Regions from separate parts of the Homo sapiens genome. Here region 1 is linked to region 2. A link is a loop called in an ENCODE intact Hi-C map of the cell type or tissue named here. Cell type or tissue: endothelial cell of umbilical vein. All regions are shown on one strand. Links, peaks and the distances in the headings refer to the core of each region. The heading gives the core; the rest is flanking DNA.

Region 1 (8,335 bases), core at 131-8,130, 250 kb after region 2:
TGTGTTGTCCTTCAGGAGAAGTTTGAAGTGCAGCACTCTGAAGGCTACCGGCAGATCTCAGCCTTGGAGGATGACCTCGCGCAGACCAAAGCCATTAAAGACCAATTGCAGAAATACATCAGAGAGCTGGAGCAAGCAAATGACGACCTGGAAAGAGCCAAGCGGTATGGGTGGAAGGGAAAAGCACGAGTGGGAGACTCTCCTCTCTGCTTTTTGTCCCCAGCAGCTGGGTACTGGGCCCTGTGCTGAGTATAGGGAACTAAGCAGTGAGCAGAACAAAGCCAGTGCCCTTCTGGATTTTAGTGCCCGGGGGGAAATGGACAATAGTCGAAGAAGTGCAATTTCATTACAGCAGCAAGGCTGGCAGCCCAGGGTGCTGTGGGGGTGTGTAATAGGATGTATTAATTTGGCTGTTGGCCTGGGAGCGTCAGGCGAGCCTTACCAGGGGAAATGCTATTTAGGCTAAGACCAGAGGAATGAGTAGCCATGATGCCAGGAGGGGTGTGAGACAAGAACATTCCAGACAGAACACCAAGCCTGTGCTAAGCCCCTAAGGTGGGAAGGAAGCTTTTTCAAAGAACAGTTTTTTGTTTTTTTTTGGAGACGGAGAGTCTCTGTCGCCAGGTTGGTGTACAGTGGCGTGATTTCGGCTCACTACAATCCCTGCCTCCTGGATTCAAGCAATTCTCATGCCTCAGGCTCCTGAGTAGCTGGAATTACAGGCACGTGCCACCACACCATTCTAATTTTTGTATCTTTAGTAGGGATGGGCTCTTGCCATGTTGGCCAGGCTGGTCTCAAACTCCTTAGCCTCCAAAGTGCTGTGATTACAGGTGTGAGCCACTGCGCCCAGCCCAGTGATTCCTAAACTGATGTTCTGTGGTTTAGCAGAATGATAATGACTAACATTTACAGAAGAATTACTCTCAGCCAAGCAGTTTTTTTGGATAAGAACACTTGTTTTTAAAAAATTTATATATGAATTATATACAGTGAAATGCGCAGATGTGGCCAGGCACGGTGGCTCACGCCTGTAATCCCAGCACTTTTGGAGGCCGAGGTGGGCGGATCACGAGGTCAGGAGATCGAGACCATCCTGGCTAACATGGTGAAAACCCGTCTCTACTAAAAATACAAAAAATTAGCCGGGCGTGGTGGCGGGTGCCTGTAGTCCCAGCTAGTCGGGAGGCTGAGGCAGGAGAATGATGTGAACTGGGAAGGGCGGAGCGTGTAGTGAGCCGAGATTGCGCCACTGCACTCCAGCCTGGGTGACAGAGCTAGACTCTGTCTCAAAAACAAAACAAAACAAAAAACAACAAAAAAACAAAAAAAGCACAGATGTTTTTTCTTTTATTTATTTTTGGAAACAGGGTCTTGCTCTGTTACCCAGGCTGGAGGGCAGTGGTGCCACCATAGTGCATTGCAGCCTGAAACTTCTGGGAGCAAGTGATCCTCCTGCCTCAACCTCCCAAAGTTCTGGAATTACTGGCATGAGCCACTGCACCCGGCCTCCTCAGAGAGTTTTTTTTCTGCCTCATTCTTTTTCTCCTGTCCGTCTCGGACGCCATCTATACACATAACCTTTTTATATTGTCAGGCAGGTTCCTAAGGCTCTCTTCATTTTTCTTTTCCCTAATTATTTTTTTGTCTTTGTTCTTCAAATTGAATAATTTCTGTTTATCCAGTTTCAAGTTGATAGACGCCCTCTTCTCTCTCCAATCTGCCATTATAGCAGATGAAATATTGAATTTTCAATATATTGTATTTTTAGATGTAGGATTTGTGTTTGTTCTTTTATAATTTCTGTTCTATTGAGGTTTCTTGACATCCTTGAGCATAGTTGTAAGAGCTGCTTTGAGGTCCTTTTGTGCAGTTTTCAACATCTGGGTCACATTTTCTTTATACTCCACGCATTCAATAACTTTGGGGTTGTATTGTAGGCAGTGTGAGTGGTGTTTCCCACGTGGTGTTTCCCACAGACTATTAGTTGTTTTTTGTTTTTGTTTTTGTTTTAAGACAGTCTTGCTCTGTCGCCCAGGCTGGAGTGCAGTGGTGCGATCTCTGCTCACTGCAACTTCCACCTCCCAGATTCAAGTGATTCTCCTGCCTCAACCTCCGGAGTAGCTGGGATTACAGGTGTGTGTTACCACACCCGGCTAATTTTTGTATTTTTAGTAGAGATGGGATTTCACCATGTTGGCCAATCTGGTCTCATACTCCTGACCTGAGGTGATCTGCCTGCCTCGGTCTCCGAAAGTGCTGGGATTACGGGCTTGAGCCACCATACCCAGCCAGAGATGATGAATTCTTTTATGTTCTTGATTTATTTGGTTTTCTTAGGTGGTTTACTTGGCTGAGCTTACAGCCCAAATTCTGTCTCCCCTTTGATGGGCAGTAGCTGAAATCTCTTTGCTTTTTTTAGCCGTAACTGGGCTGCTTTGTGTCTGCTCTGTGCACGTGTGGTTTGGGGGAGGCCAGAGATGTGGGAAGATACTATATTCAGAATGTGGGGGGGCCCACGGTGATAGATTTCTATCCCTGGAGCTTTAGGCAAAAATCTTGTAAAGATGCAGACTTCACCCAGTCTTGTTCTGTTTTTCTAAGCGTTGTTTTCCAGTTCCTGCCAGTGCACTCAGATTATTGTTGTAAACATTTTACTTAGAATTTATACGAGGTTTGATCTGATACAGGTTTCCTGGTCATTACCAGAAGTGGAAATTCCTTTCTTGTCAATCTGTAGGAGTTCTTTGCATATATATATTTTTTGAGATGGAGTCTCGCTCTGTCTCCCAGGCTGGAGCTGGAGTTCAGTGGTGTGATCTCAGGTCACTGCAACCACTGCCTTCCTGCTTCAAGTGATTCTCCTGCCTCAGCCTCCCAAGTAGCTGGGATTACAGGCGCCCCCCACCACGCCTGGCTAATTTTTGTATTTTTAGCAGAGACGGAGTTTTGCGATGTTGGAGAGGCTGGTCTTGAACTCCTGACCTCAAGTGATCCACCTGCCTCAGATTCCCAAAGCTGGAATTACAGGCATGAACCACTGTGCCTGGCCCTTTGTATATTTTTACTACTAATCTTTTCTCCTGCATTGAAAATAATTTTTTCCGTGGTAATCTTTTGTTTGTTGACTTTGTCTATTGTATCATTTTCCATACAAATATTTCCTTTTTTCTCTTTTGAAAAAAAATTTTTTATACATGTATTTTTCATTTTTAGGTCATCAGTTACATCTTTTTTTAAATACCTTCTAGGTTTGCAGATTTCACTAGGGAAGTCTCCTTGGTTCTTGATTGTTCATGTGTTTTGTGTTTTTTTTGCAATATTTTTTAATTGTTTAATTTTTTTGTATCCTTATTCCTTAGTCTGCAATGAATTTATTTTTGTATCTAGTATAAGATACAAGTTCAATTTTATTTTTATTTTCTTTAGGTGGATAGCCCAGTTGTGCCAGCACTGTTAAACACTGCCTTTTTTTTTTTTTTTTTTTTTTTTTTTTTTGAGACTGGGCCTCGCTCCATTGCCCAGAGTAGAGTGCCATGGTGCAATTACAGCTCACTGGAGCCTTGACCTCCTGGGGCAAGTGATTCTCCCACCTCAGCCTCCTGAGTGTCTGGGACTATAGGCATGTGCCACTATACCTGGCTAATTTTTGTATTTTTTGTAGATACAGGGTTTTTCCATGTTGCCTAGGCTGGTCTCAAAGTCCTGGACTCGGTCTGTCCACCTTGGCCTCCCAAAGTGCTGGGATTATAGGCATGAGCCACCATACCCGGCCTTTGGCATATTTTAAAATTGGGTTGTTCGTTGTTTTTTTTCCCATGATTTCTAGGAGATTTTTATATATTTGTCTGTGACATGAATGGACAGTATTGGGAGTTTGTCATTTGTTTCCAGCTTTGTCTGATGTATATTTTATTGTACAGAGTTACTGATTTGTTTTGTTTTGAGTCAGAGTCTTGCCCTATGGCCCAGGCTGGAGTGCAGGTGCAGGATCTCGGCTAACTGCAACCTCCACCCTCCCAGGTTCAAGCTATTCTCCTGCCTCAGCCTCCCAAGTAGCTGGGATTACAGGCGCCCACTGCCACGCCTGGCTAATTTTTGTATTTTTAGCGGAGATGGGGTTTCACCATGTTGGCCAGGCTGGTATTTGATTTTTTTGTAGTCAGATTTCTTAGTCATAGTTAGAAGGGCCTTGTGCACTCCAAGGTTTATAAAGCAATTAGCCAAGTGTTTTCTTGTAGTATTTTTGTTTTTTCTTTCTTTTCTATTTTTATTTTTGTACTAAACGTGCATTGTTTTTGTTAATACAATTTGGCCAAATGCTGAATAGTTTAGTGTTAAAAATCGGATGAGGTAGAAGCCCAGTTCACCATTATAGAATCAATAAAGTTCTAGGTCACCAAAGTTTTATGTATTTATGTTTTGAGACAAGGTCTCTCTCTGTCGCCCCTGCTGGAGTGCAGTGGCACGATCACTTCAGCCTCCCCAGTAGCTGGGACTACAGTCATGTGCCACCATGACTCACTAATTTGTGTATTCTTTGTAAAGACCGGGTTTCTCCATGTTGCCTAGGCTCCAAAGCTTTATTTTAAAGACTTGAAAATGTTACAATTTTGTGCAAGTTTAATAGTTATATTTAGAACGTTTGACAGTCTTCTCCAAGAACAAGAGTTTCTCAGCACCATCAGCTGTTTGATTGCTCTCATGGTCCTTCTTCTATACGTCCCTCAAACGAAACTACTCACTTTTAACTGAGGACAGGCACTTTGTATAAGAATAACCTTGAAAAGTGTGCAGGACCTAATTGGAAGTAACTAAAAATTAAATACATTTCCTAAAGGTTACTTTGTTTCATATGAGTACTAAGATGCCAAAAAGTTTTACAAAAATTCAAATAGATTTAATCTAGTTTTACTCTTTTCATAAGTTTTTCATTTTATTTTATTTATTTATTTTTGAGACAGAGTCTTGCTCTGTAGCCCAGGCTGGAGTGCAGTGGTGCGATCTTAGCTCACTGCAGCCTCTGCCTCCCAGGTTCAAATGATTTTCCTGCCTCAGCCTCTCGAGTAGCTGGGACTACATTGCATGTGCCATTATGCCCAGCTAATTTTTCTATTTTTAGTAGAAATGGGGTCTCACCATGGTCCTGACCTCAAGCGATCCACCACCTCGGCCTCCCAAAGTGCTGGGATTATAGCCGTTAGCTCTCACACCCAGTCCAACTTACACATTTTTTTTTTTTAAAGAGATGGGGTCACACAGTGTTTCCCAGGCTGGTCTCAAACTCCTGGATTCAAACAATCTTCCCATCTCGGCTTGCCAAAGTGTTGGGATTACAAGCATGAGCCACTGTGCCCAGCCAATTCCATGGACTTTTAAAGCATTTTTTGGCTCAAAAAGGATATGTTCTTAGTTATCTAACCAGTATATCTCTTTATATTTACTGAAAATCTGTTTTCCTATTTAAGTATTTTCAGGTTCTCAATAACTGCACATGAAATTAACAGCTTTCATAGTCACAAATTATTGCAATATTTTGCTGTTATACTAAATATGGGTTTTTTTTGTTTGTTTTTAAGACAGAGTCTAGCTCTGTTACCCAGGCTGGAGTGCATTGGCACAATCTTGGCTCACTGCAAGCTCCGCCTCCCAGGTTCATGCCATTCTCCTGGCCTCAGCCTCCCGAGTACCTGGGACAACAGGCACCCGCTACCACGAACCGGCTAATTTTTTTGTATTTTTAGTAGAGATGGGGTTTCGCCATGTTAGCCAAGATGGTCTCGATCTCCTGACTTTGTGATCCACCCGCCTCAGCCTCCCAAAGTGCTGGGATTACAGGCACTAAATATGCTTTTATACATTAGTTGACAGAATTTCAACATATAAAATACATAAAGCAATTTTCACTCCAGTTACAACTAGCATGCTGACCTTTATTTCAAAGTAAATACGCTAGGTGAGATAGCTCATGCCTGTAATCTGTCATCTTAGTACTTGGGGAGGCTGAGGCTTGAGTATTGCTTGAGCCCAGGAGTTTGAGGACATCCTGGGCAACATAGTGAGACTCCCGTCTCTAGAAACAAATATAAAAACTAGCCGGCTATGGTAGCTTGTGCCTGTGGTCACAACTACTCGGGAGGTTGAGGTAAGAAGGTGAAAGAATCGCTGGGCGCATTGGCTCACGCCTGTAATCCCAGCACTTTGGGAGGCTGAGGTGGGCGGATCACCTGAGGTTAGGAGTTGGAGACCAGCCTGACAAAGATGGTGAAACCCTGTCTCTACTAAAAATGCAAAAATTAGCCAGGCATGGTGGCAGGCGCCTGTAATCCCAGTTACTTGACAGACTGAGGCAGGAGAATCGCTTGTACCCGAGAGGCGGAGGTTGCAGTGAGCTGAGATTGTGCTGTTGCGCTCCAGCCTGGGCAACAGAGTGAGACTTCATCTCAAAAAAGAAAAAAAAAGGTGAAAGGATGACTTAAACCCAGGGTGTCGAGGTTGCAGGGAAATTCAGAAATGCCACTGAAGGGCCAGGCATGGTGTCCAACACCTACAATCCCAGCACTTTGGGAGGCAGAAGCAGGTGCATCACCTGAAGTCGGGAGTTCGAGACCAGCGTGGCCAACATGGTGGAATGCTGTCTCTACTAAAAATACAAAAATTAGCAGGATGTGGTGGTGCGTGCCTGTAATCCCAGCTACTTGGGAGGCTGAGACAGAAGAATCATTTGAACCCCGGAGGCAGAGGTTGCACTCCGCCTGGGTGACAAGAGTGGAACTCCATCTTAAAAAAAAAAAAAAAAAAGGCACTGAAGCTGGTCCCCAGTTCCCTAGCATTCCAGAAGCAAAATAGATTTTGACCAAATAAGGAGTTTGTTAAAATTTCCGATTCAGTCGGAGTTTGTGTTAGGGTACAGTATGAGGTACGAATCTAATAATTTTTTCCTGGTGGGTACCCAGTGGTCCCTAAAACTAGAACTGAACCTGCCATCTTTTTACCAATGATCTGTGATGCCACCTTTATTATAAATTAAACTCTTGTCTATTTCTGGACCTTTGGTTCCTTTGTTCTTACAACCAGTAGCATACTATTCTTCATTGTTGAGGCTTTATAGTAGTGCGTTCTGACTCTCTGGTAGAGCTAGTTCCCTGATCTCTTTTACAGAGTTCCTCTGATCATTCTTGTTTCATTGTCACAGGATCTTTCAAATCAGTCCAGTTTATTCCCCCAGTAGAAACGTATTAAGACAGTGTTAAATTTATCAGTTTAACTTGTGGAGAATTAATTTCTGCATGATAATGGGTCTTCCTCTTTATATACTCAGTATGTCTGCATTTCTGCAAGCATTCTGTACTACTCTACATATTATTATGTGAATATTTTATCTTTGATATGTCAACCTTAGGGCTGTTTTAACTGTTTCTGGTATTGTACTCCGAAGTATTATCCCTTTGTTGTTGGTAGTAGTGTGTTTTTTGTTTTTGTTTTTCGAGACAGGGTCTGGCATTGTTACCCAGGCTGGAGTGCAGTGGCATAGTCATGGCTTACTGTACCCTTGAATTCCTGGGCTCAAGCAGTCCTCCTACCTCAGCCTCCGAGTAGCTGGGACTACAGGCACGCATCATGCACGGCTAATTTTTTTACTTTTTGTAGAGACAGGGTCTCTCTATATTACCCAGGCTGGTCTTGAACCCTGGGCCTCAAGCGGTCCTCACACCTTGGCCTCCCAAAGTGCTGGGATTATAGGCATGAACCACTGTGCTTGTCCCTTTGTTGTTTTTAATCGGTACTGTGGTAACTTTATCCTATCCACTACTTCTAAAGACCCTGTGAGGGTAGGTACTTGTATGACTCCATCTAGACATAGTAGGATATGTTGAATAAATGAACTGATGCAGCCATTAATCAGTGCAGTTATTAATTTGGTGATTGAAGGAACTGAGGATGAAGGAGATCAAGTTCCGCAATGATACTCAGTGAGTTCTAGGTGGAGGAGGAGCTGGGTGTTAACTCCTGGGTTCCTCTCCAAACACGTGCTTCTGACCACTGTGGGATACAGTTAGCAGGTTGTGTAAGGTCTGGGGACAGACACAGGGTCAATAATAAAAATTGCTGAAAATTTATAGATGTGTGCTTATGTGTAAAACATCTGTTGTGTGCTTCCTGTAGGATTTTTTTTTTTTTTTTGGGAAACATTCTTACTCTGTTGCCCAAGCTGGAGTGCAGTGGCATGATCTTGGCTCACTGCAACATTCACCTTCTGGGTTCAAGCGATTCTCCTGTCTCACCCTCCCGAGCAGCTGGGACTACATGTGTGCACCATCATGCCCGGCTAATT
Region 2 (8,335 bases), core at 173-8,172:
CACCTCAGCCTCCCAATGGAGGTTTTTAAGCAGGAGAGTGGCATTGGATGTGTGTGTGTGTGTATCTAATTTTAGAAGTCGTGTGGAGAATGGTTTTCAGTAGGGAGAAAAAAAACCCAGAAAAGATGTTTTTTGCCACAGTGTAGGTCAGAGATGATGCAAAATTGAGCTAACTTAGGCAGTAGGAAGGAGGAGGAGAATCAGATTTGGGAGCTATTTCCAAAATAGAGTCAATAGGATTTGTTGACTGACTGTGGCAGAGAGTGTTGGGATGTTGCAGAATAAGGTACCAAGGATATACTGAGATTTCCAACTCGGATGGAGCAGGTATGGGGGCTGATATAGTGAATCTGACTTTGAATATGATCAGGTTGAGGTTATAAATCCCTCTTCATGGGCACTGCCATGGTGGTTTCTTGAAACACCTTTGAGAGGTGATGTGGGATGTGGCGAAGTGTTTAGGCTTTGAGACTGGCTGGCTGAGTTTGAATGCTGGTTCTGCCATGTGTTAGCAAGTAATTTACTTACCCAAACTCTCTGAGCTACAGCCCCTGTCTCACAGGATACTACAGCATAGAATGAAGAAGGATAAATCTGGTACAGTGCCCAGCACATAGTAACCACGCAATAAACATCAGCTTTAAAAAAACAGACAATGCGGGCTGGGCGCAGTGGCTCACGCCTGTTATCCCAGCACTTTGGGAGGCCGAGGCAGGCGGATCACAAAGTCAAGAGATCGAGACTATCCTGGCTAACTTAGTGAAACCCCGTCTCTACTAAAAATACAAAAATTAGCTGGGCATGGTGGTGCATGCCTGTAATCCCAACTACTGGGGAGGCTGAGGCAGAACAATCGCTTGAATCTGGGAGGCGGAGATTCCAGTGAGCCGAGATAACGCCACTACACTCTGACCTGGCGACAAAGCGAGAAAGCGAGACTCCCTCTCAAACAAAAAACAGTCAATGCTGCCTGTAATCCCAGTATTTTAGGAGGCTGAGGTGAGCAGATTGGGCTGAGGTTGGGAATTCAAGACCAGCCTGGCCAAAAGGTGAAACCCTATCTCTACCAATAATACGAAAAATTAGCCAGGCGTGGTGGTTCATGCCTGTAATCCCAGCTACTTGGGACAGGCGTGGTGGTTCATGCCTGTAATCCCAGCTACTTGGGAGGCTGAGGCAGGAGAATCGTTTGAACCTGGGAGGCGGAGGTTGCACTGAGCCGAGATCGCGCCATTGCACTCCAGCCTGGGGGACAGATTGAGACTCCATCAAAAAGAGAAAAGAAAACCACAAAAAAACTCAGACAATTCTATAATAGAGGGAGAATACGCATGCAACCCAGGGATTTTTCTCAGATACCCTACCCATTCTCAAATAGCATGTGCTCTAAGCTCCTATGGTAAAAGCTTCATGCCCCTGCAAAACTCACACACCTGATCCCACTCCTCAAGCACTTCATGGAGAAGCAGCAGCTCCCAGCTCTATAACAGATAGGGGATTTCAGGTCCTAAGTCTTGAGAGCAAATATTTCCTCAACTTCTTTTCTCTCTCTCAAGCCTCCTTTAAGAGGAATACATACTATGCTTTCTGGAACTCTGTTCTACCTTCCAAACCCATTTATATCTTTTACGATTTTTTTTCCCCAAGATTGCGGATATTTTCTATTTTTTTTCTGGAGACAGTCTCGCTCTGTTGCCCAGGCTGGAGTTCAGCGGTGCGATCTCAGCTCACTGCAACCTCCACCTCCCGGGAGGAACTGCCAGACCATCTTCCAAAGAGGTTGCAACATTGTATATTCATGGTATGAGAGATCTAATTTTTCTACTCAATGTCATTTTAATGGTGTGGTGTTTTGTTTTGTTTTGTTTTGTTTTGTTTTGTTTTGTTTGAGACAGGATTTCACTGCCACTCAGGCTGGAGGGCAGTGATCCAGTCATAGCTCACTGCAGCCTCAACCTCCTGGGTTCAAGTAAGCCTCCCACCCCAGCCCCCTGAGCTGCTGGGACCACAGGCACATGCCACCACTCCCGGCTAATTTTTTAATTATCACTTGTATAGATGGGATCTCCCTATGTTGCCCAAGCTGGTCTTGAACTCCTGGGCTCAAGCAATCCTTTTGCCTCAATCTCCCAAAGTGTTAGTGAGAGGTGAAGCCCGCTGCATTTCCTGTATGGAGTGGGGACTTGGAGAACTTTTCTGTCTAGCTAAAGGTTTGTAAACGCACCAATCTGCACTCTGTAAAAACTCACCAGTCAGCGCTCTGTGTCTAGCTAAAGGTTTGTAAACGCACCAATCTGCACTCTGTAAAAACGCACCAATCAGCAGGACATGGGCAGGGACAAATAAGGGAATAAAAGCTGGCCACCTCCAACCAGCAGTGGCAACCTGCTTGGGTCCCCTTCAACGCTGCGGACGCTTTGTTCTTTCGCTCTTCACAATAAATCTTGCTGCTGCTCAGTCTTTGGGTCTGCACCACCTTTGTGAGCAATAACACTCACTGCGAGGGTCTGCGGCTTCACTCCTGAAGTCAGCGAGACCGTGAACCCACCGGAAGGAAAAAACTCCAGACACATCTGAACATCTGAAGAAACAAAGTCCGGACACACCATCTTTAAGAACTGTAACACTCACTGCGAGGGTCCACAGCTTCATTCTTTAAGTCAGAGAGACCAAGAACCCACCAGAAGGAATACATTCCAGACACATTAGGATTACAGGTCAATGTCATTTTAATAGGTTTTTGGTTTTGATTTGGAGACTTCATTTGGTAAATTCTCAAAGAGTCAGCACTCAAAATATCAGCTAACACGTTGCTTCAACCCAAGAAGGATGATGATCATGATGATGATACTAACTTGTACTGAGGACCTCCTATGGGCTGCCATACTTTATCTCATTTAATCATAATAGTCCTCTGGGGCTGGGTGTGGTGGTTCATGCCTATAATCCCAACACTTTGGGAGGCCTAGTCAGGCGGATCACCTGAGGTCAGGAGTTCCAGACCAGCCTGGCCAAAATGGTGAAACCTCGTCTCTACTAAAAATACAAAAATTAGCCGGGCCTGGTGATGTGCGCCTATAATCCCAGCTACTCAGGAGGCTGAGACAGGAGAATCACTTGAACCTGGGAGGTGGAGGTTGCAGTGAGCCAAGATCACACTACTACACTCCAGCCTGGGCAACAGAGTGAGACTCCATGTCAAAAGAAGAAGAAGAATAGTCCTCACCACTACACTCCAGCCTGGGCAACAGAGTGAGACTCCATGTCAAAAGAATAATAATAATAATAATAATAATAGTCCTCACCACTACACTCCAGCCTGGGCAACAGAGTGAGACTCCACATCAAAATAATAATAATAATAATAGTCCTCAGAATAGATAATAATGTCATTAGCATTTGAAAGAAAGTGAAGATTAAAGAAATTAAGGGACACAACACACAGAGTCACACAGCCAGCAGGTGGCAGAGTCAGGGCTCAAACTCAGATCCTCTGGATTTCACGGCCCGCATTTTTGAAAACCATGCGATTCTCATAAGCTCAGTGTCATGGACGTTTGAAATTCTCAACATGCTGGATGAAGTATCAAATTACCAGGATGAGATTGCATTATTTTTCCTTTCAATCAAGCAAAATGACAGTTATAAAAGTGTCTTGCACTGGCCCCTGCTGCCTTGGCTCTTTATAATCACCCAGGATCCCTCCAAGTCCTTGGCATTCCCAGCAAAGCCGAGGCACTGAGCCAGGACAAGCAGCCAGGGCTCGGGGGCGGTGGCGGGGGGGTGAGGGGGTGAAGGGGAGGGTGTGGGGGGGTGTTGCTGCTTAATACTTCCATGCAGATGGTGACTTCAGCCAGTTACTGAACTTGAAGCATTATCACCCTATGCTAATGCAAACAGACAGGGTTCTGGGGACTGTGGTGGCAGGGATAGTTTGTCCTCTAGGATTGTGGAATTGTATTACACACTTTTAGAAATGAAATGTATTCGTTTTTGAATTCTAAAACAATATGGGCTCAATATAGATGGTTGGAAAATTCATAAAATTAAAAAAAAATCTTTCCCAAATTTCAACTCTAGAAACAACCATTGTTAATATTCTCTTGTATTTACTGCTAGTCATTTTATTTTTCATACCTTAAAACCATTATTTATTGCTGGGCGTGGTGGCTCACGCCTGTAATCCCAGCACTTTGGGAGGCTGAGGTGGGCGGATCATGAGGTCAGGAGATCAAGACCATCCTGGCTAACACGGTGAAACCCCGTCTCTACTAAAAATGCAAAAAATTAGCCGGGCGTGGTGGCGGGTGCCCGTAGACCCAGCTACTCGGGAGGCTGAGGCAGGAGAATGGTGTGAACCCGAGAGGCAGAGCTTGCAGTGAGCCAATATAGCACCACTGCACTCCAGCCTAGGCGACAGAGCAAGACTCTGTCTCAAAAAAAAAACAAACCACCATTATTTATTTATATTTTAGAGACAGAGACTCACTCTGTAGCCCAGGCAGGAGTGCAGTGGCACGATCATAGCTCACTCACTGCAGTCTCAACCTCCTGGGCTCAAGCAATCCTCTCACCTCAACCTCCCGAGTAGCTGGGACTATAGGTGTATGCCACAACAGCTGGCTAATTTTTTTTTTTTTTTTTTGGTAGAGACAGGGTCTTGCTGTATTCCTCAGGCTGGTCTTGAACTCCTGGCCTCAGGCAATCCTCCTGCCTCGGCCTCCCAAAGTGCTGGGATTACAGGTGTGAGCCACTGCACCTAGCCTGATTTCTTTTCTGATTATAAAAGTAATACAGGCCGGGCTTGGTGGCTCATGCCTGTAATCCCAGCACTTTGGGAGGCCAAGGTGGGCAGATCACTTGAGGTCAAGAGTTTGAGACGAGCCTGGCCAACATGGTGAAACCTCATCTCTACTAAAAATGCAAACATTAGCTGGGTGTGGTGGTGGGCACCTACACTCCCACCTACTTAGGAGGCTGAAGTGGGAGGATTGCTTGAACCTGGCAGGTGGAGGTTACAATAAGCCGAGATCAAGATCGTGCCACTGTACTCTAGGGTGGGCAACAGAGTGAGACTATCTCAAATAAATAAAAGTAATACGTATACTTTGTAGAAACATTGGAGAATACAAACAAAACATTTATTATCATGACATACATAGGTAGTCACTATCAATATTTTGGTGTATGACATTTTAGTGTTTTTTCACCCTGGATGTGTATACATGTTTGTATATACGTAAACAGGTAAAATTGGAATCACAGTAGCCGGGTGTGGTAGCCCATGCCTGTAATCCCAGCTCTTTGGGAGGCAGAGGCAAGAGAATCACCTGAGGCCAGGAGGTCAAGACCCACCTGGGCAACATGGCAAAAACTACATCTCCGCTAAAAATACAAAAATTAGTTGGGCAAGGTGGTGCATACCCGTAGTCCCAGCTACTAAGGAGGCCTGGGCGGGAGGACTGCTTGAGCCCGGGAGGTGAGCAGTGAGCCGACATCCCACCACAGCACGCTAGCCTGGGTGACAGAGCGAGACTCTGTCTCAAAAAAAAAAAAAAAAAGGAATCACAGTATTTTTAAATTTCTACCATTATCATTCTATAAAATATGATTGAGATTACAGTGTGCACTTGATCTTAGCCAAAAGATCCAGAATGACAGCTCACACTTTATATTACAATTTGTATTCTACTTTTCCTGATATTTTGATTAAATTGTGCTATGTTTTCCCTATGACATTTCCCTATTACATTTCTTTGTAAACATCATTTTAAATAAGTGTACAGTGTTACATTGCAGGCATACCATAAGTTTAGCCATTTCCCTTTTGTAAGATACTGACCCTTTTCTAATTTTTTCTACAGTTTACATAAATTGTAAAAAAAATATATTGTGTGAATGTATTTTTAGTAATTCAGATATTCCTTCGGGTAGATTTCCATGAGTTGAATTTTTAGATCCAATAGATGTATTTTTTCTTTTTTAAATTATAAAATATTTTAATGTAGAGATAATTACATGACAAAGATCCCTAAATGCACCAACCGTCTTTTAAGGGATACACACCCTTTTATTTATATATTATGTCTGTAAGATTCATCCATTTTGTTGGTAGTAATTTGTTTGTTTTTTTTTTTTTTTTTTTGTGAGACAGGGTTTCACTCTGTGGCCCAGGCTGGAGTGCAGTGGCATGATCACGGCTCACTGCAGCCTGAACCTCCCACGCTCAAGTGATCCTCCTGCCTCAGCCTCCTGAGTAGCTAAGACTACAGGCACACACCACCCATGCCTGGCTAATTTTTGTATTTTTTGTAGAGAAGGGATTTTGCCATGTTGCCCAGGCTGGTCTCGAACTCCTGGGCTCAAGCGATTTGCCCACCTCAGCCTCCTCAAGTGCTAGGATTACAGGTGTGAGCCATTGTGCCTGGCCAGTAGTTTGGTCTTTTTCGTTGCTGTGCAGATTCAGTTGTATGAATATAGCATAATTTTTGTCCATTCTATTGTTGATAGACATTTGAGTTGTTTTCATTTCTTGTCATTATGAGTAAAGCTCTTAACATTGGTGGACACAAGTATGTATTTCTCTTAGGGATATATCCAGGAATAGAATTGCTGCCAGACAGAAAAATATATATGTATTTGTAGCTTTAGAGGGTATTGCCAGTCTTTTTTTATTTCTTTCTTTTTTATTTTGAGACAGTCTCACTCTGTCGCCCACGCTGGAATGCAGTGGCGCAATCTCAGTTCACTGCAATCTCTGCCTCCCGGGTTCAAGCGATTCTCCTGCCTCAGTCTCCTGAGTAGCTGGGATTACGGGCATGTGCCATCACGCCTGGCTAATTTTTGAATTTTTTTAGCACAGACGAGGTTTTGCCATGTTGGGCTGGTCTTGAACCCCTGACCTCAGGTGATCCGCCCACCTCAGCCTCCTAAAGTGCTAGGATTACAGGCGTGAGTCACCACGCCCAGCCATTATCTCTCATTTTCTAAAGTGGTAGTACCATTTTATACTCCGAACAGCAATAAATTGTAGTTACATTCTTACTAACTGCTAACTCATTTATTTACTAGCATCTGGACTAACATTTGGTATTGTCAGTCTTTTTAATTTTAGTCATTCTGGTAAGGGTGTAGTGCCCACCAGCCATCTCCAACAGATTTTAACATATATGCTTCAGATCTCTTTTAAGAAATATAAATTTAAATATTCATTAGTGAATCTAGTAAGGGATGTGTGTGCGTGTGTATATATATATATATTGTATATATACACACACATATACAAGAAAATAACATACATATTATATAAAATAACGTATATATACACATACTGTATATATACACACACAAACTATATATATATATGTGTGTGTGTGTGTATTTTGGAGACAGGGTCTCACTCTGTCATCTAGGTTGGAGTAGAGTGGTGTGGTCTTGCCTCACTGTAGCCTCGACCTCCCAGGCCCAAGCAGTCCTCCTACCTCAGCCTCCTGAGTATCTGGAATTATAGGTGTGTGCCACCACACCTGGTTAATGTTTTAATTTTTGTAGAGATGGAAAACTGCTTTGCTGCCCAGGCTGGTCTCGAACTCCTGAGCTCAAGGATTCCTCCCACCTTAGCCTCCCAAAGTGCTGGGATTATAGGCATGAGCCACCGCACCTGGCCAAGGTCTGTATTTTTCTTATTGTACTAAACTTGCAACTTTTCTGTAGATTTAAAAATTTTCAAAATACTGTAAATAGTTTAAAAATATATAAATTTTAGATATAGCTGAAACTAACTACTTACCCTTTCCCAGCCTCCTAAAGTAATTACTATCCTGAATGTAATGTTTATTGTTTTTTTTTTTTTTTTTTGAGACAGCGTCTCACTGTCACTGAGGCTGGAGTGCAGTGTCATGATCTCAGTTCACTGCAACCTCCGTCCCACGGGTTCAAGTGATTCTCCTGCCTCAACCTCCTGAGTAGCTGGAATTACAGGTGTGCGCCACCAGGCCCGGCTAATTTTTTTTTTTTTTTTTTTTTTTGTATTTTTAGTAGAGACGGGGTTTCAGCATGTTGGCCAGGCTGGTCTCGAACTCCTGACCTCAGACTAACCGCCCGCCTCAGCCTCCCAAAGTGCTGGGATTACAGGCGTGAGCCACTGTGCCTGGCCTGGTACAACTAATTTTAAAAGCAGGTTGACACTCTAGTCCAACTGGCAGATGTGCATACCCCATGCCATTGTAATTTTTCCCCCTAGAAAAACTCCTATTCAGTCGTACAGGGAAATGAGTATAAAAACATTTGCTGCTGCCATGTTTGTAATTGTGGACAATTGGGAATAATCTTTATA

What was found. A loop is a pair of places that touch in the nucleus more often than their neighbours do. Peaks named below come from ENCODE experiments on the same cell type or tissue, not always from the same donor. Only the 100,000 strongest peaks of a DNase experiment are listed, where the experiment ranks them.
Region 1: a loop joins it to region 2, with 10 times the contacts of the local background. A loop is called at or near these places in 2 of 110 quality-filtered maps.

Annotation. Positions count from the first base shown.
Region 1 is chr16:15,677,786-15,686,120 of GRCh38, forward strand. It overlaps NDE1 (nudE neurodevelopment protein 1), which reads left to right. Exons shown (of 9, transcript NM_017668.3): 4 at 16-164. Among named protein-coding and RNA genes, the nearest start is that of NDE1, 32 kb to the left of the region's middle. RefSeq lists an enhancer at 4,347-4,641. In endothelial cell of umbilical vein, for the core only: a CTCF peak has its summit at 4,492; a DNase peak (open chromatin) is centred at 4,466; H3K27ac peaks cover 372 bases.
Region 2 is chr16:15,424,283-15,432,617 of GRCh38, forward strand. The region is part of intron 1 of MPV17L-BMERB1 (MPV17L-BMERB1 readthrough); the gene reads left to right. Among named protein-coding and RNA genes, the nearest start is that of BMERB1, 6.1 kb to the right of the region's middle. In endothelial cell of umbilical vein, for the core only: a CTCF peak has its summit at 3,468 (motif pointing right); a DNase peak (open chromatin) is centred at 3,519; H3K27me3 peaks cover 371 bases.